7 separate regions of the Homo sapiens genome follow, and all the other regions are linked to region 1. Evidence: chromatin loops called from intact Hi-C (ENCODE). Cell type or tissue: heart left ventricle. All regions are shown on one strand. Region 1 overlaps COBL (cordon-bleu WH2 repeat protein). Region 2 overlaps COBL (cordon-bleu WH2 repeat protein). Region 3 overlaps GRB10 (growth factor receptor bound protein 10). Region 4 has its middle 13 kb from the start of GRB10. Region 5 has its middle 180 kb from the start of GRB10. Region 6 overlaps GRB10 (growth factor receptor bound protein 10). Region 7 overlaps DDC (dopa decarboxylase).

Region 1 (4,000 bases):
TCGGACTTCCAGCCTCCAGGACAGTGAGAGAATAAATTTCCACCCATTCTGTGGTATGATATCATGGCAGCCCTAGCAGACTAACATATCAGTGCACTGTGTTGCTGCGCACTGTGATGAAAATATTAAAGTAATTGAAGTCCACGACAGTGTCTGTGGCTTGACAGGCCCACACATGGTGACTGTCTCAGTCTCTGTGGTGTCCTCTGATCTTCCTTCCTCTGGAGTCAAGCCCCTCCTTCCTGGTATTTTTGTGCAGCCCCATACTTGTTGTTGGCTGTGGGCTTAGGTGGGCTTGCACATGAGAGATCCTCCCATAAAGCTCAAACAGCACGCACCACCTCCTCCACTTTCTCCTTCCTCTGTGGACACAGGGAATGGCTTCCTGGGGAGATATGAGCAGGGTTAGAGCCTTGTAGCCCTCCCTACAGACTAACAGGACACAGAGTAGGGAGGAGGGATATGGAAGTTAAGCAGGTGCTTGGGACCAGACTGGCAAGGTTCAAGTCCTGGCTTAAATATTAACTTGCTTTTGGTTGCAGACAAGTTTCTTATCATCTACGTGCTGTTTTCTTATTTGTAAAATGAGGATGATAACAACAGCAGTGACCTCATAGGGCTGTGGTATAGATTTAAGGGTTACTCCAGGAAAAGTGCATGGGAAGGGGGTGCCACTTTAGCCATCATCACTTCCTGCCCCGACCCCGCTGGCAGCGAATCTATGAAGACTAAGACCCCCACCCCTCCATGGGCTGTACCTTCCTGTAGTCCCACTGTGCAGTCTGCACTCAAGCAGAGGCCACCTCCTTCATGGCAAGGTGCCTCCTGGCTAATAAATAGCCAGATGGAGGCAGACATAAGTGCAAGGGCAGAGACGAAAGATGAGGTTTGAGTTTACTAACATGGTTGATTTGGATTTCTGCCCTATCTAACTATGGAAGACTATTCATTTAAACAACTAACTGGCCATATTCTCTTTAATCTTTAAATCTCTTCCAAGTCATAAATTAGGCACCAAACAAGAGGCCTGACAATAACTTCTGGGAGGCCAAAGTGGACAAGTTCAGAATCCTTGCAAAGCCTGCCAGTGACCGAAGCACCAGGCTCAGAGATATATTGTGTGTGGGGTGGCGTGGGGGTGGGGAAGCATACTGGCAGCAACAAGCTAATATAGCCACATACTGTCCTTGGCCTCATATCTTCACACACGTGCAGGCACACACACACAGTGTATACACATGGATGTATGAGTGCACGCACGTGTTATGTATATTTGCACACAAGTTACAAATGTATATAGATGTGCATGTATGCATGAATATATACAAACATGAATATGTACACCATGTGTAGGCATATATGTATGCATGTGTATATATACACAAATATTTTGTACACACTTGTGTATGTATGCATAGATGTTTAAGATACACAATGTGCACATGTATTGTGTGGGTATGCATACATGCACTGTATATACATCTATGCACATGTACATGAGTCTAGATATGCATGCACCATGGGTGCACATGCATGTATGCACATGTATGTGTGCATGTATACACATACACACACATCCCTTTTTAGAACCACTAGTCACACTGTAACAGAGGATGGGGAGTCAGCCATCTGAGCACAGACCCTTCTTAGCTGCATGATCTTAGGCAAGTTACTAGACTCTTCTTGACTCACTTTCCCCTCTTTGTAAATGAGAGAACTCAATCCTATAATTACAGTCACTAAATTGTTGTGTGACTAGCTGCAACATAATATTGGCATAAATGCAGCAAAGCCCCAATGTTAACTTCTTGTATGTTTCTTTCCATTCTCTTCAACTCTGTCTATCAATGGGATAATCAGGGTTCCCCCTGGTGGCTGAAATGTGCGGGTAAAGTCATCCAAGAATCTCTTGTCTCTTAAATAAGCAGCCCCTTCGACTGCTTGCTAACCTGGCAGAGACGGAGTGAGGGTCAGTGGGCAGCTGGCCACTGCAGTGGAGCCCAAGACAGATGCTGCCCTGGTGCCTGCCGCTGCCTAGCCCCAGCCTGGCAGCTGGGCTCCTGACTAGAGCCAGCAATCCTGGTCAGCGGTTCTCAAGCCAGGCTTGAGCGGCAGAGGCGGTGGGCTGACCTCCTCTCAGCTACTTTTGGTAAACATGGTTTAAAGAACACACTCATGCTTCTTTAGCAGAAGAAAATTAAGTGGAGAAATTACCTTTGTTTCCTCTTGAAAACTTGGATAGGGGAGAAATAGTTCCAAAGGTTGTATGTGCACTCACATCCCCACATTTTCACTTCACAAAGGATGCATTCAGATGACTATTAAAATGCTGCGACCAGCTTTCTTTCTCCTCAGATCAAATACTCGCTTTATCATTAGGGTCATCAATTTTAACACTTAATGTTCTCCTTTTAAACAATTTCCCAATTAGCTAGAATGAAGTTTTACTTCTCAATTAATTTAGGATTTGTTATTAAAACCTATATTTTGCTAACTTTCCCATTCGATGTACAGTACTGTCATAAAGTAATATATATAGTTGTGTGCATGTCTTATGTACATATACACATATACATACACATACGCAGATTAAAAATGATGACTAAGGGATGCAAGGAAACTTGAGGGTGATGGATGTTTATTACTCGATGGTGAGTGATGGTTTCATGGTGTATACAAGAGTCGAAACTGATTATATTATATACTTTCTTTGTACATATGCAGTTTTTTGTGTGTCAATTACACTCCTATAAAGCTGTGAAATATAAAAAATAGCATAAAACCCAGAAATCCCCATCAATGTTCTTCCTACACTTCACTTTGCAATATTAAATGGAGACTTGTAGTTTTCCTACTAGAAGCTAAACGTCTCAATTTATAACCATTTACTATTATTTTATATTTATTGAACTTAAGTAACTCACTCTTCACATCTAAGGTTTCTGCTATGGAGCCTGAAGACTCCAAATGTAGGCCACTTGTGCAGTGAGTGACAGTTCCAGCTCATCAAAACGTTGCCCTCGGCCTGATCGCACCCAATCCTCACTAATATGACAATGACAATGTAAAGGGGCAGAATGGAGCCAGCAGACATGAAAGGTAATTTGCCTTCTGGGGCATTCCCTGCACAGCTCTGCCAATACACCACTGTGGGTGCAGATTCGGGGTTTGCCCATATGAGAGACCAGGTAGGAGAGAGAAATGATTGAGAGAGAAGGGCCAAGCGAAGGGCGCAGGGATGAGGCAGAAACAGGCCAGAGATACAAATATGCTTACTTCCACCACCAACTACACTTCTCTTGTTGGAACAGCAACTCTGTAAGTTTGTGCTGCATCTGCCTCTCTGGTCCTCTCAGGCTCCTGACTATAGGACATAATCACTTTCCCTTTAAATTTCTTTTTGGAAAAACATGAGCCTGAAAATACTGGATTCTTAGCCTGGGTGTTAGCTGTGGGATTGGTGGGCTCCGCAGTGCATGGCAAGTGCCGGCCTGTGCTCAGGGAGCACCTGCTGCCAAGCTATGCTCAAGGCTTACTTGAAGGATGTGAGCCCTTTGGGAAGGCTCTTTACACATTCCAGGAAGAACCAGAATTTCAAGCCAAATCTGACTTTTAATATTGGCAACTTTACCTGGCAGAGAGGATGTGTGTGTGGGCTAGACATGGCAATCTGCCATCCATTTCCATCCTGTGGTTGATGATTTGTGTGATTCAGGATGTCTTTATATTCCTCCCTACCACTTCTTATTCACACAAAACATACAAGGAAAGGATGCATCCACTCTTTAAATCTTGTCCCTTATGGGCCAAAGAAGAAAGTATGATAGATACTGACTATTCCATTTGCGTTTGGGTTTTATGTTTTGGTTATTTTTTCTCCTCACTTCCTGCCCTGAAGCCCTGTAGCAGATTTATCAACCAGGAAACAGTGTGTCCAGTCTAAATAATCTCAATAGATCTAATCTCTTTTGGGGGGGTTTCTTTTTCCCTTTACTGAAAA
Region 2 (4,000 bases), 54 kb after region 1:
AATCCTTTATAACTCTAGCTTGCAAGGATCAAACAAGGGGGTCAAAACAGTGTTGTCAAATGGTATAACATACAAAGGAGAAAGAAAATACATGGAGAGGGAGGGTAAATGGCCTAAAATATAAGTTATTTCACTGTCAAATAAATTTACCCACTAAAAATGTTTCAGGCATCAGTGAACCTTCTTAGGTTCACTGAAAATATTTTACTCAAAAATATAACACACGTAAGGCATTTGGAGAAACTATATTTACCATATTTAAGTAAAAAGATCTTACTTAAGGTTATACCTTTTAAAGGAAGTGGTTAAATAATTTTTTAAATTTTATCATTAATTATGGTAAATACACATACTATAAAATTTACCATCTTAACCACTTTTAATTGTACAGTTCAGTAGTGTTAAGTACATTCACATTGTTGTGCCACCAATCTCCAAAACTCTTTTCATCTTGTAAAACTGAAACTCTACCCATCCCACAATAACTCCCCAATTCCCACCCCCCAGGCCCTGGCAACCATCATCCTACTTTTTGTCTCCATGAATCTGACTACTGTAAGTGCCTCATCTAAGTGGAATCACATGGCATTTGTGTATTTGTCTTTTTGTGACAGGCTTGTTTCACTTAGCATGATGTCTTCAAGGTACATCCATGATGATGCATGTATCAAAATTTCCTTCCTTTTAAATGTTTAAGTATTTATTTTTGTATTATTACAGAATAATATTTCATTGTAAACAAATGAACAAACCACAGTTTATCTATTCATCCATCGATGGACACCTGTGTTACCTCCATGTTTCAGCTATTATGAATCATGCTGCGATGAACATGGGTGTACAGGTATCTGTCTGAGGCCCTGCTTTCAATTATTTTGGATATATGCCCGGAAGTGAAATTGCTAGATCCTATGGGGAATTCTATTTTGGATTTTCTGAGGACCTGTCATACTGTTTTCCACAGTGGCTGCACCATTTTACACTCCCACCAACAATGCACAAGGGTTCCAATTTCTCTACATCCCCGCCAACGCATCTTTTCTTTTGTGTTTTTTCTCATAGCAGCCATCCTAATGGGTATGAGATGGTATCTCATTGTGGTTTTGATTTGCATTTCTCTTACGATTAGTGATGCTGAGCATCTTTTCATGTGCTTGCTGACTTGTATATTTTCTTTGGAGAAATGTCTATTTAAGCCCTTTGCTCATTTTTTAATTGAGTTGTTTGTTTTTTGTTGTTGAGTTGAAGGAGTTCTCCATACAACACATCCCTTATCACATACATAATTTGCAAATATCTTCTCCCATTCTGCGGGTTGCCTTTTTAATCTGTTGACTGTGTCCTTTGGTGCACAAAAGTAAAAGCTTTGCAGATACTAAAATTTTGTAAGTTTGGTTGAGGAGTAAATCAAATGTCTTTGAAGCTGAAGGTTAGTTAACCACAATGAACCCAGAGCAGTCAAGGCTGAGTTCAGAATGTAAGTTCAAGACGAGATGGTGCCTAGGAGGCTCTGCACCCAGCTTCAGTTTCCAAATCCTGAACAGTGCCTCAAAGACAGGAATTGGATCTTTTTACACTGCTGCAAATTTAAAATCCTGATTTATATTTGAAAACCCACTTTTCTGATTGTGGATTATCAAGGTGGCTGGACAGAATCATGAATATACATATAAAGTTGCAAAATGTAAAGGTGAGAGAAATAATGAACTCACTCTTCCAGCAGTTTCCCTTCATAGTGAAAAACATACTGACTGTTGACGTGACTGACAGGCAAAACCAAAGTGACAAAGTATGACGAAGTACAAGGATAAGAACAGCATACTTAAATGATGGATATTTGAACAGCATAACTCTCTAACACAAAGCCAGCTTCCCACTTCCTCCATGTTGCTAAACTGTCAACGTGCAGGAGAGTGGCGAGCTCACCTTTCATTTTGATTTTATCACAGAGAGCTCCCATACAATGTCACACTCTAGTGAGTGTTAAAAATACTTAAGACTCTAATCTCCTTCAAACAACACTTGCTTCTTTAGCCACAAGTGTCAGAGAGGAAACGATCCACAAACAAAAGGTAGACGTTAAGCAACTAAAATAGCTCCAGCTTCCTTTCTCTGCACACTGGCGTTAGCTGCCCGGCTATTTCCACCAAGGAGGATCCTTGCAGCCTGGCTGTTTTCACAGGCTCTGCAGTGGGAGGTGCCACAGGTTCCCAGGGATGTTTGTGTCGGACAGGAACTCGGCTTCCTTTGTGCCTCTGAACACAATGCTGTCCTCATCTTCACCATCTCCAGGATGGGAGGAGGCAGCTGGACGCCAGAGATGATCTCTGCAGCACTTCTATTTCCCCAGTATTTTTAGAAAGGTTGTTTTGTACCATCATAAGTGTTGTTTTTTCGTCTCCACATTGTAGAATATAAATACAACCTATACTTGGCTGTTTATTACAAAATGCATTAGTATCAATTCAGTTATTTAGCTCTTTGCTAGTTTTGTTAATTTACTAAAATGGCAGATATGCTTTACATCTGGCACATTTAACATTTAAATGTCAGGCCAGGCACAGTGGCTCACACCTGTAATCCCAGCCCTTTGGGAAGCCGAGGTTGGTGGATCACCTGAGGTCAGGAGTTCGAGACCAGCCTGTGCAACATGGCAAAACCCTGTCTCTACTACAAACACAAAAATTAGCAGGGCATGGTGGCGCATGGCTATAATCCCAGCGACTCAGGAGGCTGATGCAGGAGAATCGCTTGAACCCAGGAGGAGGAGGCTGCAGTAGGCTGAGATCGCACCACTGACTGCACTCCAGCCTGGGCGACAGAGCGAGACTCCATCTCAAAAAAAAAAAAAAAATTGAATGACATAATTATTTTTGTAAAATGTAGACTCAAAGACAGTTTAGTTAGGCCTGAAAGAATCCTACTTGTTTTATTTGTTGTCCCTATCAAGACTTTTAAAGTCTCATAACATACTGTATGAGCAGACAGACAGATTTTTGGAAGTTGGGTAAAGCCAAAACAAAAGGAAGCATCTCAAAAAACAGGCAGATATCCGTATCTGAGCAAAACTGACAGATATATTTACAATGTATTTGGCTATGCCTACAGTAATGGCTTGGCAGTTCATGCCTTTTAACATGAATTTGACATGGGTTCCAGACTTCTTGAGTTTATGTATATTTGGAGCTGGCTAGCCTGATGAAGTTAACCCCATTTACTAAGTAGTTCCATCAAGGGAACAGAGTTCTACAGAACAAGAGCCTTGTATCCCTTGTCGCTAACTTGCCAGTTTTGCTTAATTTTTTTGACAAGAGGCCATGTGTGGAGGTGAACCAATTCTTTCATTTTCTGCCAGGATGTTTCAACTGCAGTAGGACTTTCTGCACAAGCAGAACAGGCTGCTGAGAAAGAGCACCATGAACAGACAGTGCTAAGAAAACACTCCAGTGAAAAATTCAAGGAGGCTGTGAATGATGGAGCAGGGGTACATTTTTCCTTCAAGAAGATGCATACAATTGTTTTTAAATCTTTGAGTTTTGATTCTCAACCAGCAAATGCATGACTTCCCTGTCAATGACGAGTAAATGAGTCAAACATTTTCTTCATTTCAGAATCTCTATGTCTAACAAGATCATGTTGAAGTGACTCATTGCAGTGCTACGCCATGTGACAGCACCATGCCACCTCCTCACCCACATCACCCCAGGCAGAGGCTGCAGAGCCACAGTCACCCTGCACCCCCCTCTGCCAAGTGTTACACAACTCTCTTGGATTGAATCAGCATCAATGCATGATGGCTCCATGCAGAAAAGACATCAGACAGGCCCATATTCTGTTGCTTACTGGCAGTAGTAGCAGCCCTGGGACCTCACTTTCCCTTTGTAAACCTCAGTGTCCTCATTGGTAAAATGAAGATAACAGAACCTGCCTTATAAGGATATTGTAAAGATGAAGTTATATGAGATGATGTGCATAAAAGTCCTAGCAGAGTGCCTGGGAT
Region 3 (4,000 bases), 470 kb before region 1:
GCAGTTATTTTTATTAAAGCAGGGGAATGCCACAGTATCTCCCAGAGAGAATCATATTCCTAACACCTATTTTAACTCAGTGAGTTTTCAGTTGGATGACTGTAGTACAGTGCAAAACACTGCTGAAAGGAGGTCGTGTTGTTCACAGGGAATAGGTCAGCCTTAAGGCTTGGCTAATTAATGAGCTTGGAACCACTTCGTAACTCTAAAACCATTGCTAGAGCTAACAGCACATCCCACAGCCAGTTTTCACACACAGAGGCTGCACACCTAATGCCCTAAGTCCCAAGTTGCTGTTCTTTTGTTACTTGTAGGATTTGGGCATTACACACTCTGCCTACCACGAAAGCCCCCTTTCTTTCTTTTTTTTTTTTAATTTACTCATCCAGCCTAAAATGTCAATCACTTTTCATTTTATATTTTGAGCTAAAAGAATTATAACTGTGTGAATAATATAATGCAGTAGAAGAACAAAAAGGATTGTCTATGCAGCACTTTCCCTAGGACAGTAATTCCTGTATTTGCATATAAGGTTGGCTGGAAGCTGGGAAGGCTGGGCTCAACCCCAGATTCTGTTCCTCACCCCAGTGCGGTGCAGGAAAAGCCACTGACAGCCATGAGCCTCATTTTCCTCACGAGTAAGGTGGGGATGTCAGCACACAGCAGGAAGCAAGCAGCCACAGAAAAGACAGTGCGTGGCACACTGCCTTCCCCTGGCTCACAAAAGCTAAGCAAGACACCCTCCTCATCCTGTATGGTCCATGGCTGCCAGTCACTACACGATTCTTGAGATCATAACAAAGTCCTGGGGGTCAGATAAGCCTGAAGAACTCCAGGTTCAACTGTGTAAAACAGGTGAGTTTAGTTAATTTAAGCCTTCTCAGAGCTTTTTCTTTGCTGACATGCAGATTGAATCTCTGAGAGGAAACTGTCCAGCCAGCCTCTTTTGGTAGAGTTTGGGTTCCACAGGATGCATTTCACAAACATTATCATTACCTGCAGAATTTATCAATTCAGCATGTAAACAGCTGCTATTAATTTTGTGTATTGTATTCTCAACTAAACTGAATTCTTGTAGGCGCTGATCTAGCACTCTAATCATGAACTAGAATTGAACTGTGGCATACTGAAGTGAGAGGTAAACATCAGGCGAATCAAACATAAAGTGCTTTGTCAAAAAAAGTAGTGTTGATTAATGTATTCTGTAATGAAGTTTTTGGAATTGTTCAAAGGGAGAATGGTCTTTAGATCCAAGGACCATGTGGAAGGAGAAACAAAATTACTCTTTGGGAGGCCACTTAACGCTTCTTGGATAGCCCTGGTGTACACCAGGACAAATTACAAGACTCCTCAGACTCCAGCAGCCAACAGGCAATCCTGCTGCACAACTCCTGCCTTCCAGACCCACGTGCTCACAGCTGCTGCGACCTCAGCTAATTCTCCTCCACCTCCCCTTCCTGTGACCTTGATCCTTCCCATCAGTACCCTTTCAGCTGTGGGCCCTCAGCTAATTCTCCTCCACCTCCCCTTCCTGCGACCTTGATCCTCCCCATCAGTACCCTTTCTGCTGCAACCAAGAGCTCACAGGCTCAAGGGGGGCCTCAACACCCTATCACCACTTTCAGGATTATTTCCAGGGAAATGTTTTTCTAATTTCAAAAGACAAACCTGTAAAGAAATTCTTGAAAGTTTCTTAACTGCAGCCTTGAAACTGTCTGATACTTACCGGTCTTGTCGGTTTATAACTTGAAAATTGCATTAAGAATGAAACCAGAAAACAAACCACAAGGACTGGTCTGAGAACATCAATACTTACAGGTAAGATCTGGAAATTTTTAATTTTCTGGTGATGACACAGTGTGAGTACAAATGCCTTTGGATTACTCTGGCTGTCACGGAGGAGAAAAAGCCTGGGGAAGGGAAAATAGTTGATTGCTAAAATATTTTAAAATCTGGAACTAATCACACACACACACTCTCTTACACACACACACACACACACACACACACACACACAGGCTTGGAGCCACAATGCTTCAGTGCAGTGCTTTGGCATTTAAGTGGCCTCTAGGGGCAACAGCACACCAGGCAAGCACCAAGACGGTAATTCTGAATTGTCATTCTCCATTGGAAAAAAGCTGGGCTCCTTGGGGATATGCCTGACTACAGGGTTAGGGCAGGGAAACTATAGGATGAAAAGGATTATTTTGTGCCTGCATATCAAGAAGTGCTCAAAGAATAATGAGGACATGTCAAAAAGACACAGGAGGCAGGATGACTAAATCTGGGCATCAAAATGAATTTTAAAAGTAATGAATCATAACCCATGAAATCGGAATCCGTGTCTGTAGTATTATTTAAAAATAAATAAGCAAATAAATTAATACGGGAGAAGATGAAAATCTTTCTTGGAGGAGAATGTCAGCCAATAAATAAAGGCAAGATGTATTCAAAAACTACCCTTTGGCAATTACTGTAGTAACTAACAATTAACGAAGGAGGGGGGATCTTCAACAAATGCTGAAACCAGCAGATGAAAGGTGGATGAGAAAAAAGAGTATTTTCATGGCATCAAAGTATTGTACTGTTAATACTTATTTACTACAAAGGGGAAAATAATAGCTTTACAGTGGAGAAATCCGGCCGACAGCATCTTCTTCATCAAGTGTCTAAATTACCACCACTAGCAATGAGACAAATTGACCTTGAGGGCTTCCGGAGACGATGTACTGAAGATGACACAACATCACTTTTCGGGGGTGCTCCCGCCAAAAATGCATAGCCTGAATCTCACCATGAGTGAGGAGCCTAGGCTGAGCCCAGGCACACTCTACAAGAATTGGCTTCTACTCGAAACGCAGGTCAAGATTATGAATACATGCTGGGAGAGAAGATTTAGGATGAAGATGTTCTTTTGCTATAAAGGAGGCAATTAGGAAGAAGGGTATAGATTAGACAATGAACTGCGTCGTCAATGTTAACTTCCTGGTTTTTATAAGGTACTGTGGTTATAGAAGTTCTTGTTCTTAGAAATTTTACACTGTAATAATTCAGACTAAAGGGACATCATGCCACAACTTACTCCTAAACGGTTCAGAAGAAAAAACAGTAACTAAGAACAAAGGCAAATGTGCCATAATCTTAATAAGGGTATCTGGGCGAAGTGTGTATAGTTCATCCTATTACTATTACAACCTTTCTACAACCTTAAAATTTTTTTTTAATCCTAAATTAGAATAGCACAAAAAAGGCATAAAATCATTGCTCTTACATGAGAAAATCTGGAGTTAGCTGAAAAGATAGTTATACATCAGAAAGCGAAGAAAGATCCAATGAAAGCTACAAAGAAGAAATGGCCTGAAAAGGAACTCACTTTAAATGTATCCAAAACCAAACTACAATCATCAGCAAAATCACCAGGTCTAGATTGTAATGTGAAGATGGAAAGCAGTTAAATAAGACTGGAAAATCCCATGCTGAAAAGGTAAAAGAAATATATTTTACTACAGGACTTCTCAGAGCCTTAAATATGTGAATATTCATGGTAACTGCCTAGCAGTTTTCCAATCTTACCTATGTAGAAACCTCCCCCACCCTTTCTAAAATAGCACTTTGCAGGCCTTGTGTGCTTCAGGATATACTTTGGGAAACACCGATCAGAATGGGATTCCATGGTTTGGCTTGGTCAGGCCAGATGGGACGGCGTGAGGAAGCTCAGACCCCACTGGGGAACACGCGGCACCGCCAGAGAGAAGACAAGGAGATCCAGTTCTTCTCCCAAGCGCTGGTGCATGCTGGGCAGCTGTGCCCACCTCAAAGACTTGTCAGAGTCATGTCATTCCAAATAAAACATCGTTACTCTGACACCCAGAAGTTTGCCGAGCTTCAGCTCTAACTAGAGGAAAATGTGGGGCGTCCCTTTCTCTGCCGTTAACTATCTGCTGTCTCCTTCTGCAGATGGGAAGCTACAGACGAGTGAATGGCAGCATGGCCCAGGCCT
Region 4 (4,000 bases), 270 kb before region 1:
CGGGGCCTGGGCGCAGGGCGTGGCGCGGGGGCGCGGGCCGCGGGCCGGACGGCCGGGGGGCCAGAAGCTCCCGGAGGTTCCTGCCCCGGGCTGCTGAGCGGGTTCCCCCCTCCTGCTGTCCTCGGGACTCGGGCGCGGGACCACGACCGCCGCGGCTCAGGAGGCTTCGCCAGTGAAAGGACAAATTGGACCTGTCCCGAAAGACAATTTATAAGCGAACTGTTTGAAACGCACAAAGTATTAACTGCGCAGTCCAGATCCTTTATCCTGGGCGCAGCAGGACGGGACGGAAGAGCTGGGGCTGCCCCGTACTCTGTCGTGGGCTGAAGGCACCCGGCCTGGGAAAAGGAAACCTGGGTTTGCTCACAGCCAGCCAGGTCTGGGGCCTCACCTCTTTGAGCCTCAGTTTGCCCCATCTGCGTATGAGTATCGAAGTGCGGGTGGAGTGAGAGGCCCTTCATTTTTTCTTAATGCTGCCAAGCCTGGTGTCCTTATCTTTACAATGGGCTAATAACGCCCGCCTGAGGGTTGGTGTCCTGGGGATTAAATGAGGTCATACTGGGAACATAAAGTGACTGCGAAAAAGACTCCCCTACCCCCCAATTGACGGAAGCCATTGTCGTTAGTGTGATTCTTAATATCTCTACCGAGTCAAAACTCTAATACACATAGCATAACGATAAGTATGTCTTTTCCTGGGTCTTGGCGTTCTAAACGCAGCTGCGACAATATCTTGCCTTCATAGAGCGTGCACTTTGTGCAAAACCTTCATGAATCCTTGCATGTAACCCCCACTGTGGCCCTCTAGGTGTTACTGTTAGAGTCCCACTGTGTACGGACTGGGAAACTGAATCTTGGAGAGGTTAAGTGACTTGCTGAAAGTCAAGTAGCTGGTAAGTGCAGAGCAAGGATTGGAAGCCATGTACGGTATTGTACCAAAGCCCCTCGTAGGCACCTGCTTCTAGCAGGAGTTATTCCACCTTAGACAGATGTTACTCATGGAAAGGTCATCCTTCCCTGTAACTGAAACAGACCTCCCTAAATTTTTGCCTATTGGTCCAAGCTCAGAAACACGTAAGATGAAAATCAAGAGAGGATGATATCAAAGGATTTTAGATTCCTAGAAGAAAGGAACACAGAGGACTCCTGTTGCAGACAAAGGACTCAAAAGAAAATTAAAGAACAGAAAACTCAGTTTGAGCCAACTTCTCACAAATGCATCAGCTTTGAACCTTCTAGCTTCTGCTGAAGGTCCAAACAGCAATCCATGCCTACACCAGTCAGATAGCCTGATAGGCAAGGAGGCTTTGATAGAGGTTTCAAAAGTTCCTTGATACATAGACATATGTTCTTTTGGAATCACTTGTGGGTAAATTCCATACACTATGGCCCCTTTACCCCTAAATACATTGATGTGTCTTTCCTAAGAGTAGAGATATTATGTGCATAACCACAATAGTCACCAAATTCGTAAATTTATATTGATAAAATACTTGTATCCAATCTAGGTCCATATTCCGGTATAGTCAGTTGATCTGACTATGTCTTCCATAGTATTTCTTTCCCTCTGTTACAAGATCCACTATTGAGGTCTAGAGTCAGGTATTGCATTTAGTTGTCTCAAAATGTATGGGTTTTCAGACATTACTATTCACAGAGAAGTGATCAAGATAAATGTCCTTAAGTGTTTTCCTGCTAGCATAGGTCTCTAGAATTCCTAGGACAGGCCCTCATTCCCTACATTTCCTGGCTCTCTGTAGACATCAGTGGGCAGAACCCATTCAGAGACACTTTCTGATGCAAGTTCATGAACTTGTCACTCTTGTGGCTGCAGAAGCTGCAGCTGTCCTCTGTGCAGTGATCCTGGATGAGCCAATCCTATATACAGATTGTATCTTATAGCCTTCCCTTCCCCCAAACTCCAGATGCCCCTGCCCACGCACAATGCTCCCTCTCAACAGGGTGGCAGCCACAGTGGAATCTAGCCATGCAGCCTATACGTTATCCTGGAGAGCTCAGCATACTGGGCAAGACAGGGAGGCTTGTAGTTCAAGCACTTCCCCAAGGGGAAACATATAAGCTGGAATTAGGTGTCAGGACACAGGATTCCGTGATAGTGAGAAATTCAATTATCTAAACATGAGCTAGAAGCCTCCTTCAGCTGAAAGTAGAGAATCTGATAGACTCTAATTTTTAATTAGTAATGAATTGATTAACATCTGTCTTCCCCTGTTGACTGTAAGCATGGTGACTGTGGCAACTCTGTGCCCCTTCACTAGTGTCCTTCCAGCAGGTGGAGTGCCTGGGACAGAGAGGGCACTAAGTGAATAGTCATTACTGGGGAATACTGTCCAGTGAATTAATTTCTCAGGAGCCTCTGAGACCTGGGCACTGTCTCAAACATTGCCAGTAACCTTGACAAAGGGAAAGTAGTCAGGGTGAATGGCACCCTGACAGCTAACTGCTTTGAGCAGCAGTGGCCCTCGCCTCTGCTCTCATGAGCCACTGCTAGTCACACGGCCCAGCCACCATCCCATGCGGCCCATGTGGACATGCGAGCACATGTCTGGAAAGCAGCCGCCTGCCCACCCCTGCAAGGGGAAGGGGGTAGTCTATAGTCATAATATAATCATAGTGCCTGCCCCAGAATACCTGAGGAGCCTGCTTGCACTACACATCCCTGGGCCCACCCAAGCTCTGGAGAGTTCACACTTCCAGGGTTCATCTGCAATTTTTTTTTTGAGACGGAGTCTCACTCTGTCACCCAGGCTGGAGTGCAGTGGCGCGATCTCAGCTCACTGCAAGCTCCGCCTTCCGGGTTCACGCCATTCTCCTGCCTCAGCCTCCTGAGTAGCTGGGGCTACAGGCGACTGCCACCACCCCCAGCTAATTGTTTTGTATTGTTTCAGTAGAGACGGGCTTTCACTGTGTCAGCCAGGATGGTCTCTATCTCCTGACCTCATGATCCGCCCACCTCGGCCTCCCAAAGTGCTGGGATTACAGGCGTGAGCCAACACGCCCAGCCCATTTTTAATAGACTCCTGCATGATGCACGATCTACATCCACACCAGTATTCCAAACACTCCAAAACGAGATGGACAGGCCACCCTGGAGTCTAGAGGTGGGGAGCCTGGCAGCATTCAAGGAAGGCTTCCCAGTGGTTGCCATGCCCCCATGGCACCCTAGAACATCAAAGATGGTAAGTTAGGCAAAGAGAACTGAAGAAAAGGCCTTTGGGGTTGAGGGACAGGCGTGTCTCTCAGACCAAACCCATGAAAGACCTTGGCTCCCTCAGGGCGCAGTACCAAGTAGTTGCATTTAGTCACAGAATGTTGCTGCTGGGTCTGGGGTTAGAGTTTTGATAACACACCAAGCTGGAGGGGTAAGAAGGGACTTATTTGTCAGATTTATATTTAACTATTTATACTTATTTGTCAAGTATAGGCTTATATGGCGATGAGAGCACCGGATATGTCTGTTATGGGGCCTACCAGCACAGTGCCCCCCAGCTAGCCCTGCTCTGTCTAGAGTTTCCCCACAACCCTGGTTTTCCTTGATTCCTAAGTACCAATTAAATTGGTCAGGGATGACGCTTGGCCCAGAGATTCCCATTCTGTAGGTAGGTGGGCCAGTGGGCGGAAGGGTGACCCAACCAATCAGAAGCCTGCACCTGGGATTCTGAACTTGAAGTACTGGTGGGATCTGCACAATGGAGACCAGGTGAGGAACGGCGAGTTGGGCTCAGCATAAGGATGGTGTAAAGTACAAAGACCCAAACAGATGCCGTCGTGCCTCCCGTCTCTCTGGGCCCAGGCTGGTACAGCTATTGTTTTGAACTTCCATAGAATTCCATTTTCCGTCATTGTTTATTTGTTTGTTTTGTTTTGATTTTGGTGGGGGGTTGGAGGGGGTAGGGACAGAGTCTGGCTCTGTCGCCTAGGCCAGACTGCAGTGGCGCAATCTCAGCTCACTGCAACCTCCACCTCCCAGGTTCAAGCA
Region 5 (4,000 bases), 100 kb before region 1:
GCCCTATAGAGAAAGGCTCATAGGCGACAAGGGGGTCCAGGTGGGAAACTGAGGCAAGGGGTCCTGGCTGCACGGCTGGAGCCTGACCAGGTGGTGGAAAACCCGTGGGATAAGTGGATAGAGTTGGGGTATGTTTGGAAGACAGAGGCCCAACAGCTTTCTGGTTCCCTGGCTGGAGGAGGCAGGTGAAGAAAAAGTAGAAATTAAGGGTGTGTCCTAGGTTGGGGCTTGGGCATCTGAGTAAAGTTGACGCTGTTAACTGCAATGGGAAATACTGGCATAAAAACAGGTGTGGGGGAGAAAGTGGAGACTTCTGGCCTGGGCACATGAGGTCTGAGATAGTATAAGAGGTCAGAGGCTGGGTGTGGCAGCTCACGCCTGTAATCCCAGCACTTTGGGAGGCTGAGGCAGGTGGAGAACACTTGAAGCCAGAAGTTCAAGACCAGCCTGGCCAATGTGGTGAAACCCCATCTCTACTAAAAATACAAAACATAAATAAATAAATTAGCTGGGTGTGGTGGTGCACACCTGTAGTCCCAGCTACTCAGGAGACTGAGACAGGAGAATCTCTTGAACCTGGGAGGCAGAGGTTGCAGTGAGTTGAGATCATGCCACCGCACTCCAGCCTACACAACAGAGTGAGACTCTCAAAAAAAAAAAAAAAAAAAAGAGGTCTGAGATGTTACAAGATGTCCTGGCAGAGATTCCAATCTTGAGTCCAGACTGGAGAGGGAGGCTGAGAGGCTGGGGGAGAGGGTCCATAGAGCTATGGGTACAAGTGAGCCAGAACACCAAGGCAGGGAGTGAGGGCCGGGATGGAAGGAAGGCTGGGAGGGAGCCCTGGGCATCCAGCACCCAGAGGGTGAGGAGGGGAGGGGAGCCGCCAAAATGTGTGCCGTTCAGGAGGAAACCCGCGGAGTGTGAGTCAACCAGCAAAGCCTTTCAAGAGGACCAGAGTGGCCAGATGAGTGCACAGCCCCTAAGGGATAGATTAGAATGAGGACTCGACCCATGGGAGGGCTGGACGCCCGACCATGTAGGCTGCAGCACATGTGAAGACCAACACCAGCAGTCTGACCACTGGTCAAAAGCATGAGATTTGGTATAAAGGAGATTTTTGTGTAAGCAATAGTTTCTGTTCCTCTTAGCCACATGATTTGAGAAAATTATTTAAATGACCCGAGCCTCACCTTCAACATGAGGAACATCATATTCCCTTTGATAAAATGTTGCTGGTGTAAGTGCTCCATAAATGACAGCTTTTATTAGCAGAAGCAGAGATAATCCAACTTCAATGGGAGATTAAACAACGACTTCTGTTTAGAGCTTTAAAATGAGTGAGATGTGTCCACCGCTGGGGTTCTTCTCTTGGTGCCTGCATTGCCCTGCAGGAAGCCTGGTGGTGGTGCCTGGTGTGGTCTGCCAGCTCTCAGCTGGGTGGGAAAGTGGTGCTGAATGGCCCCACCTCTGCTCTGGGTTTTGCCCCACAGGTCGCTGCAGGCCTGCCCCTGGGCTGTGCTGAGTCATCTCCGCAGGCAGGACCTCCCCAGGCAGGCACAAGGCACTGGGAGGTGCCGCCCCTTGGGCCCAGGCCAGTGGAGTTTTAATTGCTGCTCCTCTATTGTTGGCTCTGGTTCCGCTTCTGGAAGGTTTCCAGCCTTTGCTCCTGGGCTTTGGTCTCTTCAGGGAGCCTCCAGCTGCCTCTTTGTCATCAGTGAAGCCACTGAGACCTCCTCTTGGCCCTCCCCCTCCTCCTCCTCCTCCTCCTCCTCCTCATCTTTGCTGGATAATGAGGACTTCAGATCTTGTTTCTGAAGAGAGAGGCTGAGCTGACTTCTGAAGGGTGGAAGGCACCAAACAGGGAGAGGTTTCCAAATCTGGGGACACAGGACAACTGAGTCCCAAATTGTGAACACTTTATTTAAACCCTAAAGGACAGGTCTTTGAAGACTGACTACAGAGGCCACTCAAGGGGATGGAAAGAATATGGGCTTGGGAGGCACAGGCACCTGGGTGCAGACGCCTAACCAGTTCCATCAGGACCTGTGGCAGGTTGCCCACCTACACCAAGCCTCAGTTTCCCCATCTGTGGAGTGGACTGATGTCCACGTGCAAGCCATAGGAGAATTGCAGACAATGCATGAAAAGCATGGAGCCCGAGGGCTGGCTTTAGTGGGAGTCAAAACATGATCACTTTTTCTGTAAACTTTAATTTGGAGATAATGTCAAAGCTACAAAAATTACAAACAGAAAACTAGTACAAGGAACATCTGACTCCTTTATGCAAATCTCCCTTATTGCTGACATAAAAAATGGTAACGTGTTAAATCAATATTTTTAATGTTTAAGCTATTGCGTTGCAAAAACTTTACAGTGTGAACCCAGGCATGTCTCTCAATGTCTCTGAGACTGCCTTTGCTCATCTGTGAAGTGGGAAGGATGTTGTAGCATTTACACCACAGTGAGGGATGAGCAGGAACTTCTGGCCTAGCCACAATAACATAGCTGTCCTAACGAGGCAGGAAAATAGGGTCTGGAGGCAGAGAATATGAGGCTAGTTCACACTTGAGCTATAACAGGAAATATCCTCTCCATAGGGCATACACTATAAATGACTTTGTAACTTTATTTCATCCTCTCCCTTTACATGGGGTGTACACCAAGTCACCAATGTAATCCTCTAGTGGATATTTAAACTCAAAAAACCTCTGTAACAGGGCCTTTGATCCCCTATGCTCAGGCCCGCTCCCACATTGTGGAGTGTGCTTTCATTTTCAATAAAACCCTTCCCTCCTTGCTTTGTGCATTTTGTCCAACTCTTTGTTGAGGACGTCAAGAGCCTAGACACCTTCCACCATTAACATATTTTGGCGAGCCAGCCAGAAGGAAGAGATAAGCCCAAAGTTTGGGATTCATTTTTCTCCCTTTCCTTTCTGCTCCATTCAGGGGCTCTCTCTCTCTCTCTCCCTCTCTCTTTTCCTTTCCAACTTGGGACCCTTGGTGGGAAGCAGGTAAACATGGAAGCAACTGCAGGTTTCTGGCCATGGCCAGTGAAACTAAGGGGTTTCCATGTGGAGAAGGCTGACCGCCACCTCTTCATTAGCTTAAGGAACCTTGGTCTTTTTCATTTCCACCTTCCCGCCCCCCACTCCCATCCCACTTTCTTTTTCAGTCTTTCAGAGGCTGTTGCCTACTGGCTCCTTGGAAATTGAGGGCAATCGGCTGGGGTCACTCCCTAGTACTGCCTGAAGGCCTAAGAATGAATGGGTATAATTGCCCTGCCCCAAGTGGGAAGGAGTTGTTTTTTTATCTTTTCTTTTTTTGTTATTTCTTTCTTTCTTTCTTTCTTTATTTTTATTTTATTATTATTATACTTTAAGTTTTAGGGTACATGTGCACAATGTGCGGGTTAGTTACATCTGTATACATGTGCCATGCTGGTGTGCTGCACCCATTAACTCGTCATTTAGCATTAGGTATATCTCCTAAAGCTATCCCTTCCCCCTCCCCCCACCGCACAACAGTCCCCAGAGTGTGATGTTCCCCTTCCTGTGTCCATGTGTTCTCATTGTTCAATTCCCACCTATGAGTGAGAATATGTGGTTTTGGTTTTTTGTTCTTGCGATAGTTTACTGAGAATGATGATTTCCAATTTCATCCATGTCCCTACAAAGGACAAGAGCTCATCATTTTTTATGGCTGCATAGTATAGGCATGGGCAAGGACTTCATGTCTAAAACACCAAAAGTAATGGCAACAAAAGCCAAAATTGACAAATAGGATCTAATTAAACTAAAGAGCTTCTGCACAGCAAAAGAAACTACCATCAGAGTGAACAGGCAACCTACAAAATGGGAGAAAATTTTTGCAACCTACTCATCTGACAAAGGGCTAATATCCAGAATCTACAATGAACTCAAACAAATTTACAAGAAAAAAACAAACAACCCTATCAAAAAGTGGGCGAAGGACATGAACAGACGCTTCTCAAAAGAAGACA
Region 6 (4,000 bases), 370 kb before region 1:
AACCTTTGAGGAAGGCATTATCCTGGATCAGTAAGTTTTCTAGGGAGTGAGAGTAACACACCTTCCAGCAAGAGGACCTATTTTCATTTTCCCTCTTGTACATGTCGTACGTCATCCTCTTGGCTGCTTTCTTTCTTAAGCAGGGGCAAAGAATATAACGCAACCTTTACTGACTTCAGTCCTCTCTCTGAGCATGATTGATGTCCACTGGGCTAATGAGGTGTAATGCTATTTGCTCCTAGGTAAATGGACTTACCCTGCTGGACTCCGTGAGTTCTAATGGCTCCTTTTGCTGGCCTCTCTCTTCCAATACTATACCGCTGCCAAAACCAACTCTTACTGAGGTGAACTTACAGGAATTTCCAGGGTCTTTTGTTCCTTCCTGTCTGCTATAGGTTTAGATAATAAACATTCAAAGTTCTGTCATTGTATTTTTAAATAAAATGAAAAATAATAGTAATTATATTTTTATTTTCATTATGAAAAATTGTTACATTTGTTCAAAATTTTTAAATGCACAATATTACAAGGTGAATAAAAATCACCCATAATCCCACCACCCAAATTAAACATCATTATATAAAACATATATTGTGCTCTTATTTTCTCTTTCTACAAAATTGGGACCATACAGTACCGTAACCTGTTTCCCTGTTTTTTTCACTCAGTAAATCTGAGCATCTTCTCAAATTACTAGATATTTAACATATTTTAAGACAGAATAATAGTCTATCATCAGTGTATGTAATGTTTATCTGATCAGTCTTGTCTTTCCCTATTTCCTTTATTCTAGGGGAATATGCTATTGATTGAATTGAAATGGATATACATGCACACACATGCACACGTCATTGAAATAAATTCCTGGAATTGATGGGTTTAAATGTATGACCTTTGCAAGGCTTTTGTTAGACAGTAGCAAACCGCCTTCCAGAATTAGACCCACTTCTTCGCACTCACCAGCAAGAGTTACTTCTTAAAGAGGGCACACCATGGCAGACATGATATCCTGTGCTTTACAGACGCCTCTTTCCAGTTCTCACAACAACTTCACAAAGAAGGCACTGTTGTCCCATGTTATAGACAAGGAAACTGAGGCTCAGTACACAAGACAGCAGAGTTTCAAATGAAACCAGCACTCACTGGCAGCCTCTCAGGCTGTTACCACTGCACCACACGGCCCACTAAGCTCATGAGCCTTTGGGAGCTCTCTACAGAGTCAACTCTATCTGCTTTTGTACACAGACTTCAACATCTCTTTTTCAACCCTTTGGGCATCTTTACTCAATTGGGTTCCTGGTGAGAGGCATGGCCAGGAATCTCTGCTTGGGTTATGAGCAGTAACAACAATCAGACAAAATTTGCCTAAAACTGAGAGGCCAAACTTCTAAAAATAAAACTTCACATCTCAAAAATATTGTTAAGGAAAAAACTAAATATAGCATTACCCTACAATCCAGCAATTCCACTTCTAGATACATACCCCAAGGATTTGAAAGCAGGAACTCAGACCCTTGTATGTCAATGTTCACAGCAGCACTATTCCCAACAGCCACAAGGTGGAGGCAACCCAAGTGTCCCTCCCTCAACAGATGATGGAAAAATAAAATGTGGTCCATCCACACAATGGAATATTATTTGGCCTTCAAAAGGAAGGAAATTCTGGCACATGCTACAACATGGGTGAACCCTGAAGACATGCTGAGCGAAGCCAGTTACAAAAGGACAAATAGTGTATGGTCCCACTTACATGAGGTACTAAGAACAGGCAAATCAAGTGACAGGAAGTAGATTAGAGGTTACCAGGGACTGGGGAGAATTATTGCTTAATGGGTACAGAGTTTCTGTTTGGGGTGATAAGAGTTTTGGAAACAGATAAATGGTGATGGTTGCACAACACTGTTCACATGACCAATGCCACTTAATGTACACTTATACAAACGACTAAAATGGTTAATTTTGTTTTATATATTTTTAATAAAGAAAGGTTTTTTCAAAATCGTCAAAAGTAATTCCAGCTATTGCAAAACCACCCCCTTTCAAAGAAAAGTACATCCCTCTCTGCTGTGTGCTGCTAAGAAATGTGGGATGCATTTTTAGCAACTGTCACACAAAAATAAGCTGCTTACATTAGTTAGGAACAAGGTAATAAAACAGGAGCAATAAATCCTCTTTGCCAGATAGCAGTAACAGGTCAAGGAAAGTCACAGCTAATCTTTTATTCTAAACATCAGGTTCCATGCAAGGATCCAGGCCACTCTGGATCAAACATACCATGTAAAGCTACAGCCTATGATGGCAGCATCTGATTATGCCTCGAAAATTAAGGAAGCAGGAAAGAACCGCACTGTATGTTTGTTAGATTTGGTCATAGGTCCCAAAGCATCTCGTTAAAAAGAATCCCCAAAGTTGAACTTGGTGTCAGGCACAGAGATGGGAAAGGGAAGGCACTGACTCCTGTAGGCTGTGCTGTGGGCTGAACCACCCCCACCCCACCCCAGGGAGGGAAGGAGCCTTTGTACCCAGTGCCAGGGAGCTGCAAGCCCCAGGTCCATTCTGCACAGACTCACAGGGCTGTGAACACGCCAAGAGGGAGGATGAACACTCTGCACTTGGACCCACTTAAAAGAAGGATCTGTGTCTTTCTGTTCCATCTAACAGCCCTCAGAGCACAGGCTTCCTTGATTTCCAGCTCAGTTGGTTTCCATTTTTCTTGTGAAATGAGTATCCAGAATCAGACACAAACACATCATGCTTTCCTTTTTTGTAAACTGCCTGCTCATGTTCTTTGCCAGTTTTTCTATGTAATTGTTTATCTTATTTTATTTATAGGATTTTTTTTACATAAACAGGATACTAATACTCTGCATGTTACATGCATTTTTGTATGTACATGCAAGAAGTTACAAATTATTCTCCCAGGCTGAAGTGCGCCTTTCAGCATGTTAAATATCATCTGTAACGTCTACATAGAAATATGTAATGGTAATACAGTCAAATTTACCATTTTCCCTTTATGGTTGTGCTAAGTCTTATTCACAAAAGTCTTTCTTAGCCTAAGAGAATAAAGATTCTCACTATTCATTAATTCTTGTCATTCAAACAAATAAAAGGCATTTTGTTCTTTCACTTTTAATTATTTAATTGGCCTGAAACCAATTATTGTGTAGAATACGCAGCAGGGTTCCATTCCTTGCCACCCCATGTGAACAGTCATGGTTCCTGTAATCTCTGTTCTGCCGTGATTTCACTGTGCTGTATGTTTCCATAAATGTGTGGGTCTCCTTATGGGATATCTATTCTGGTCCTTTGGTCTATTTGTCTGGCCTTGAACTAACAACATCCTTTCTTAGTTGTGATACCACATAAGAGGGATTGCTATCTGATAGTGCAAATCAATCCTCCAAACGCCTTGTTGTTTTTCAAATTTGTCTTCAAATTCTTGAGTTTCACTCTTTCTTATTAAAGTTAGGAAACATTTTTCAAGTCACATGTGACAAAACTGTTAAGAATTTGGCTGCAACTGTATTAAATTTAAAGATAAACTTGAGAAAATGTGACATCTGCACTATATTCTGTCTCCTGATCCATGATCATAATATAGCTCTCCACTTACTCAGGTTGTTTTCATGCTCTGAAACATCCTATAATGCCTGGTAATCTTCCTGAATATACTCCTAGATAGCTTATAATTTTTGTTAATATTATAAGTGGGATTTCTTTTTATATTACATTTCCCAATTGTTTTTTCTTGGCATACAGGAGTACTATTCCATTTTACATGTTGATCTCACATTATATCTGCTTAGAGAATTCTTGCTCATTTTAAAAGTGCTAACATATCTGTGTAAATTTTCTATTTGAATAATTATTTGCAAAAAGACACATATTTCAGTCTTCCTTTCTAATGTTTACATTTTAGTTTCTTCATTTGCTTCTTTTATTACACTAAGACCTCCAGTGACAGCAGGCACTGCTGTCTAATTCTAGATGTTCATGA
Region 7 (4,000 bases), 600 kb before region 1:
TTGAATTTATTTCTAAAGTCCCGAAAGACCTCCGCAATTTTACCGTGATAAATAATAAAAACAAAGTCACCTTGCGGATATAAGCCTGCAGTCCTTTGACTCCATACATCCTAAATACAAACCACATTTTCAAAGAGCGAAATCTTCTGCCCAGTGGTATCTGCCAATGCTGAAATGAAACATGAAACAGACCATCAGTGAGGAAGATATTAAAAGCTGGCTTCCTTTTCGGCTCACCGGCTCGCCTATTTCTCTTGGAGGCAGCCGATTCCCTGGTGGCCAACCTGCTCCCATTGCCATGGCCTGTCTTGGATGGCAGGGCCCTCGGTGATGTGGGCAGAGGCTTTCTTTGCAAATCTCCAAGAGAAAGGAACACAGATGGGGACTGTTGACCTGGGAGCCAGTGATGTTCATTGTTTTCACTCAACAGGTGTTTGCGGCATGCACAGCAGGGCCAGACCTTGGGCTGTCCCCTAGGGTTCCGTGGTGAGCAAACAGGGAAGACACGGCCCTGCCCCCAGTGAGCTCACCATCCAGTGGGGATAAGGGGGTAATTTTCATTGATGTCCTTGCCTACGAGGAAGGAGGGAGCCAGAACCTGCTCTTGTCTGCCACTTCTGCCCCAGATGTTCTGGCACTGTTTTCTAGAGCAATACTGGTTCCCTCTTGGTCCTACTGATCACCATGGAGTGACCCCAAGACCCCTCATCAGAAGACACAATGTGTGTCTCCATGCTGGTGCTCCAGAAGCTTTCCCTGTCCTTCCTCTGGTTTTCCCAGACCCAGTCAGTTGACCGGCCCCCACACACTGAGGGATGGAGATGTGGTGAAGTGAGTAAGGAAGGACTGGGACGAGGAGACTGCTGGGAAGTGAGCATAGCAGCACTGTGTGGTCATCTTAACAGTCATATTCTATTTCAGCTATAAAGGAGACACTGAGGAGAGCTGAGCCAGCTCCCTACTGGGCCTGGGTGACACAGTGCAGCCAGGCGCGACACTCTAGCGCAGCTGGGCCATCTGCCGGGTGGGACTGCTTAGCCGGAGTCCTGAGTCCCGCACTGCTCCCCAGTAGGAGGGCTTGCAGGTGTTTTTTAAAGTGTGGGTGAAGGCCGGATGCGGTGGCTCACGCCTGTAACCCCAGCACTTTGGGAGGCCAAGGCAGGTGGATCACCTGAGGTCGGGAGTTTGAGACCAGCCTGACCAACATGATGAAACCCTCTCTCTACTAAAAATACAAAAATTAGCCTGGTATGGTGGCACATGCCTGTAATCCCATCTACTTGGGAAGCTGAGGCAGGACCCAGGAGGCGGAGGTTGCAGTGAGCCAAGATGGCGCTATTGCACTCAAGCCTGGGCAATAGAGTAAGACTCCATCTCAAAATAAATAAATAAATAAAATAAAGTGTGGGTGGAATGAACAGGTGGCAACTGCTTCTGAACACAAGAGAAGTAGCTCAAGGGCCCAGAGCCATGGTTCTGCAGGAGCTTCTCAAGTCAAAAGGGAAACAGGGACCCAACCTCTGACTCAGGCATTCAGTGTGGTTCCCCCCAGTTGCACACCAGGCCCTGCCCGGTGTGTTGACACATTATCTCCTTTGAGCTTCCTAGCAGCACTGTAAACAAGGGTTCGGATCCCCACTTTCTTGGAGCAAAAGCAGGTATGGAGAGTGACTTGCCCAATGTCACCAAGCCAGCATGCAGCAGAGCCTGAGCCGAACCTGCACACACAGTTGTCTGCTGGTCAGCACTGTTTGCAAGCTGTTGGGCTGCTCAAGAACTAAGCTAACTTGTCTTTTGGGAAATCTAAAAGAAGAACCCCTTATCCCACCACTAGCTGACTGACTATCTAACAGTCAGTAAAACGACGCTTCCCTGCCATGGTTCAGCATGGGCGCTGTGTTCCAAAATCATTCCTCGACTGGTCAACTTCCTACAAATTAAAATGTTAGATTTCAGTCTAACATTTGGAAGAATACCAAGGTAAACTTAATTTCTGTGGTCCCGGAGTGAAAATGCACACAATCTAATTGAATGCTCACTCAAATGTGGCTCCAAATGTTGTCATGTTCTCTCCAGAGACTGAATTCGATGCACTGTCCCCTCCCCCAATATGCTCCTGGGTGCCTGCAGTAGACAGCTGTGACCCCTGTGTACCCAGCCTCACCTCCTGCCAGACTAAGTTCCCAGAGGAAAGGGACTCTGTCTCATTTGCCTTTTTAGTCCCAGCCCCAAGCCCAGCACCTGGCTTGGCATGGCGCGGCCAGCCCACATTTTGTGGAAGATTGTTGATGGACGTACTTAAATAAATCAGGAGTAAAACCCATTTGACCCTCATTCATGGGTCATCTGAAAGGATTCTTTATGTAGAAGTCAATTCATATTTGATGCTTCCCGGACATCAAATGATCTATTTCCTGGTACTTTTTCCTCCACAATTGATCATTTTTAAACCTGTATTTTGTCCCATTTTTGATAAGCCATCAACATCTTCCAGAAGATGCAGTTTCCTCATCCAAATAGCATGCAGGGCTGCATGGCTCAGTGGCTTGTGACCTAGGTCCGTGGTCCTGTCTTTCAATAGGTTCAGCAAACTTTTCTGAACCTCTGTCTCCTCCCCTATGAAACAGGCATAATGATGCCCACTTTACCCAGGACCGTGCAAACTGGAGGCAAATGGTGCTGTCTTACATCTTCAGTGTGCCGTTCACCATCAGAAAGAACACAGAGCTCTCTTGCCATACCTCGCGTCCTGAACAGCCTCCTCCTGGGACTAACACTCTGTCCTCGTGCCCTCATCTACTGACGGGGGATAGAACTACCAGGGTCTGCTCATCCTTTTCACCCCACACTTTCTCACTGGCCCAGTAGGCAGCCCACCATCCAGGGATCTTCTCCCCAGACTGATGGATCTTCTCCCCAGACCGCCTTAGGTTTGGGTTTCCAGCCTCTTTGAACAAAATGAGAATGTCTATGATATTCCTTCCCATTCCCTGCTGAGCCCAGCAAAGCAAATGCTCTGGGGACATTTGCCTGGAATTCACATTCAAGGTGGGAATCATAGAGGAGCCTGAGAGGTGCATGTGAGCACAGAGAGGGAAAGAGGTCACTGCATTGTAGCTAAAATAGCAGCAAAGAGAAGATGCCGGGAAATACGGCCAGGGACATCCCTGGGTTGTGGCAGATGGAGAGGGTTCAGTAAGAGGCAGTGACACTTGTGCCTGCACCCAAGGGATAGAAAGAGCAAAGCTGGGCTGAGAGGTGCCCTGGGGGCTCTGCACACCAGGGCCCTGAGGCTGCTCCCATACTCACACCCGGCCAACTTGTGTGTGCTTTCCCGGTGGCTGCCCGGGGCTGTCCCCACATGGCCACTCCTGCTTCCTGGGGCTGGTATGCTGAGGCCTAATGCCTGTGCTTCGCATTTAGAAGCCCCTCTGCTCCAGAACAGCTTTCACCTTCTGCATTCCATCTTTCATAAGGTTCATGCGTTTGTCCCCTCATCAGCCATGAAACATTGGCTGTGAACACATGATGTGCCATCTCCAGCCCTCTCTAGGAACACAGCAGCACAGAAGGCCAATCACCCCAGAGAGCCTCCCAAGCCTGGTGGATGGATGCCAGTGGGACTGGGCTGCTGTGGTGCTTCCCATCTGCCTGGGTTCCTTTAGAAGCAACAGGCAGCCAAACAAGGACTGTCCCCACATGGCTCCTGACTCATGCACTGCCAGCCATAGTGCCAGGGATCTCAGCATCATTGCCTGCCACAAGCGGCAAGAGGAGAGCTGGCAGGCAGAGGACTAGCTAAGGACTTGGGGCATGTCCTCTTGGGCCACAAAGGGCAGGCTGGAGGATCGAGGTGTCTCAGGTGTGTTTCAGAACAGGCATCAGGGCCTGCGTGGTCTGCGCCTCTGTCTCCCTCAGTGGCCTGGGAGTCTTGGAGGTGGCTTTGGGCCTCACTCACCTCTGAGTAGCTGCAGGAGCAGCTCATAGCTCCTGGTTGGAA

What was found. A loop is a pair of places that touch in the nucleus more often than their neighbours do. Peaks named below come from ENCODE experiments on the same cell type or tissue, not always from the same donor. Only the 100,000 strongest peaks of a DNase experiment are listed, where the experiment ranks them.
Region 2: it touches region 1 in a loop (4-fold over the local background); 14 of 110 quality-filtered maps call a loop at or near these places.
Region 3: it touches region 1 in a loop (2.2-fold over the local background); 7 of 110 quality-filtered maps call a loop at or near these places.
Region 4: it touches region 1 in a loop (5-fold over the local background); 60 of 110 quality-filtered maps call a loop at or near these places.
Region 5: a loop joins it to region 1, with 2.5 times the contacts of the local background. A loop is called at or near these places in 5 of 110 quality-filtered maps.
Region 6: it touches region 1 in a loop (2.3-fold over the local background); 26 of 110 quality-filtered maps call a loop at or near these places.
Region 7: a loop joins it to region 1, with 3 times the contacts of the local background. A loop is called at or near these places in 40 of 110 quality-filtered maps.

The regions. Positions count from the first base shown.
Region 1 is chr7:51,065,991-51,069,990 of GRCh38, forward strand. All of the region lies in intron 7 of COBL (cordon-bleu WH2 repeat protein), which reads right to left. Among named protein-coding and RNA genes, the nearest start is that of COBL, 250 kb to the right of the region's middle. In heart left ventricle, a CTCF peak has its summit at 1,878 (motif pointing left); no DNase peak of the experiment used is centred here; H3K27ac peaks cover 1,086 bases.
Region 2 is chr7:51,120,145-51,124,144 of GRCh38, forward strand. All of the region lies in intron 6 of COBL (cordon-bleu WH2 repeat protein), which reads right to left. Among named protein-coding and RNA genes, the nearest start is that of COBL, 190 kb to the right of the region's middle. In heart left ventricle, a CTCF peak has its summit at 2,142; DNase peaks (open chromatin) are centred at 2,199 and 3,707; H3K27ac peaks cover 2,115 bases.
Region 3 is chr7:50,593,621-50,597,620 of GRCh38, forward strand. It overlaps GRB10 (growth factor receptor bound protein 10), which reads right to left. Exons shown (of 19, transcript NM_001350814.2): 18 at 1,817-1,910. Among named protein-coding and RNA genes, the nearest start is that of DDC, 30 kb to the left of the region's middle. In heart left ventricle, a CTCF peak has its summit at 2,102; no DNase peak of the experiment used is centred here.
Region 4 is chr7:50,793,623-50,797,622 of GRCh38, forward strand. No RefSeq gene overlaps it. Among named protein-coding and RNA genes, the nearest start is that of GRB10, 13 kb to the left of the region's middle. In heart left ventricle, a CTCF peak has its summit at 2,296 (motif pointing right); no DNase peak of the experiment used is centred here; H3K4me3 peaks cover 657 bases; H3K27ac peaks cover 547 bases.
Region 5 is chr7:50,961,571-50,965,570 of GRCh38, forward strand. No RefSeq gene overlaps it. Among named protein-coding and RNA genes, the nearest start is that of GRB10, 180 kb to the left of the region's middle. RefSeq lists an enhancer at 1,548-2,063. In heart left ventricle, no CTCF peak of the experiment used is centred here; a DNase peak (open chromatin) is centred at 1,581.
Region 6 is chr7:50,695,336-50,699,335 of GRCh38, forward strand. All of the region lies in intron 5 of GRB10 (growth factor receptor bound protein 10), which reads right to left. Among named protein-coding and RNA genes, the nearest start is that of GRB10, 86 kb to the right of the region's middle. In heart left ventricle, a CTCF peak has its summit at 1,548 (motif pointing right); no DNase peak of the experiment used is centred here.
Region 7 is chr7:50,470,003-50,474,002 of GRCh38, forward strand. It overlaps DDC (dopa decarboxylase), which reads right to left. Exons shown (of 15, transcript NM_001082971.2): 12 at 71-169. Among named protein-coding and RNA genes, the nearest start is that of FIGNL1, 22 kb to the left of the region's middle. In heart left ventricle, no CTCF peak of the experiment used is centred here; no DNase peak of the experiment used is centred here.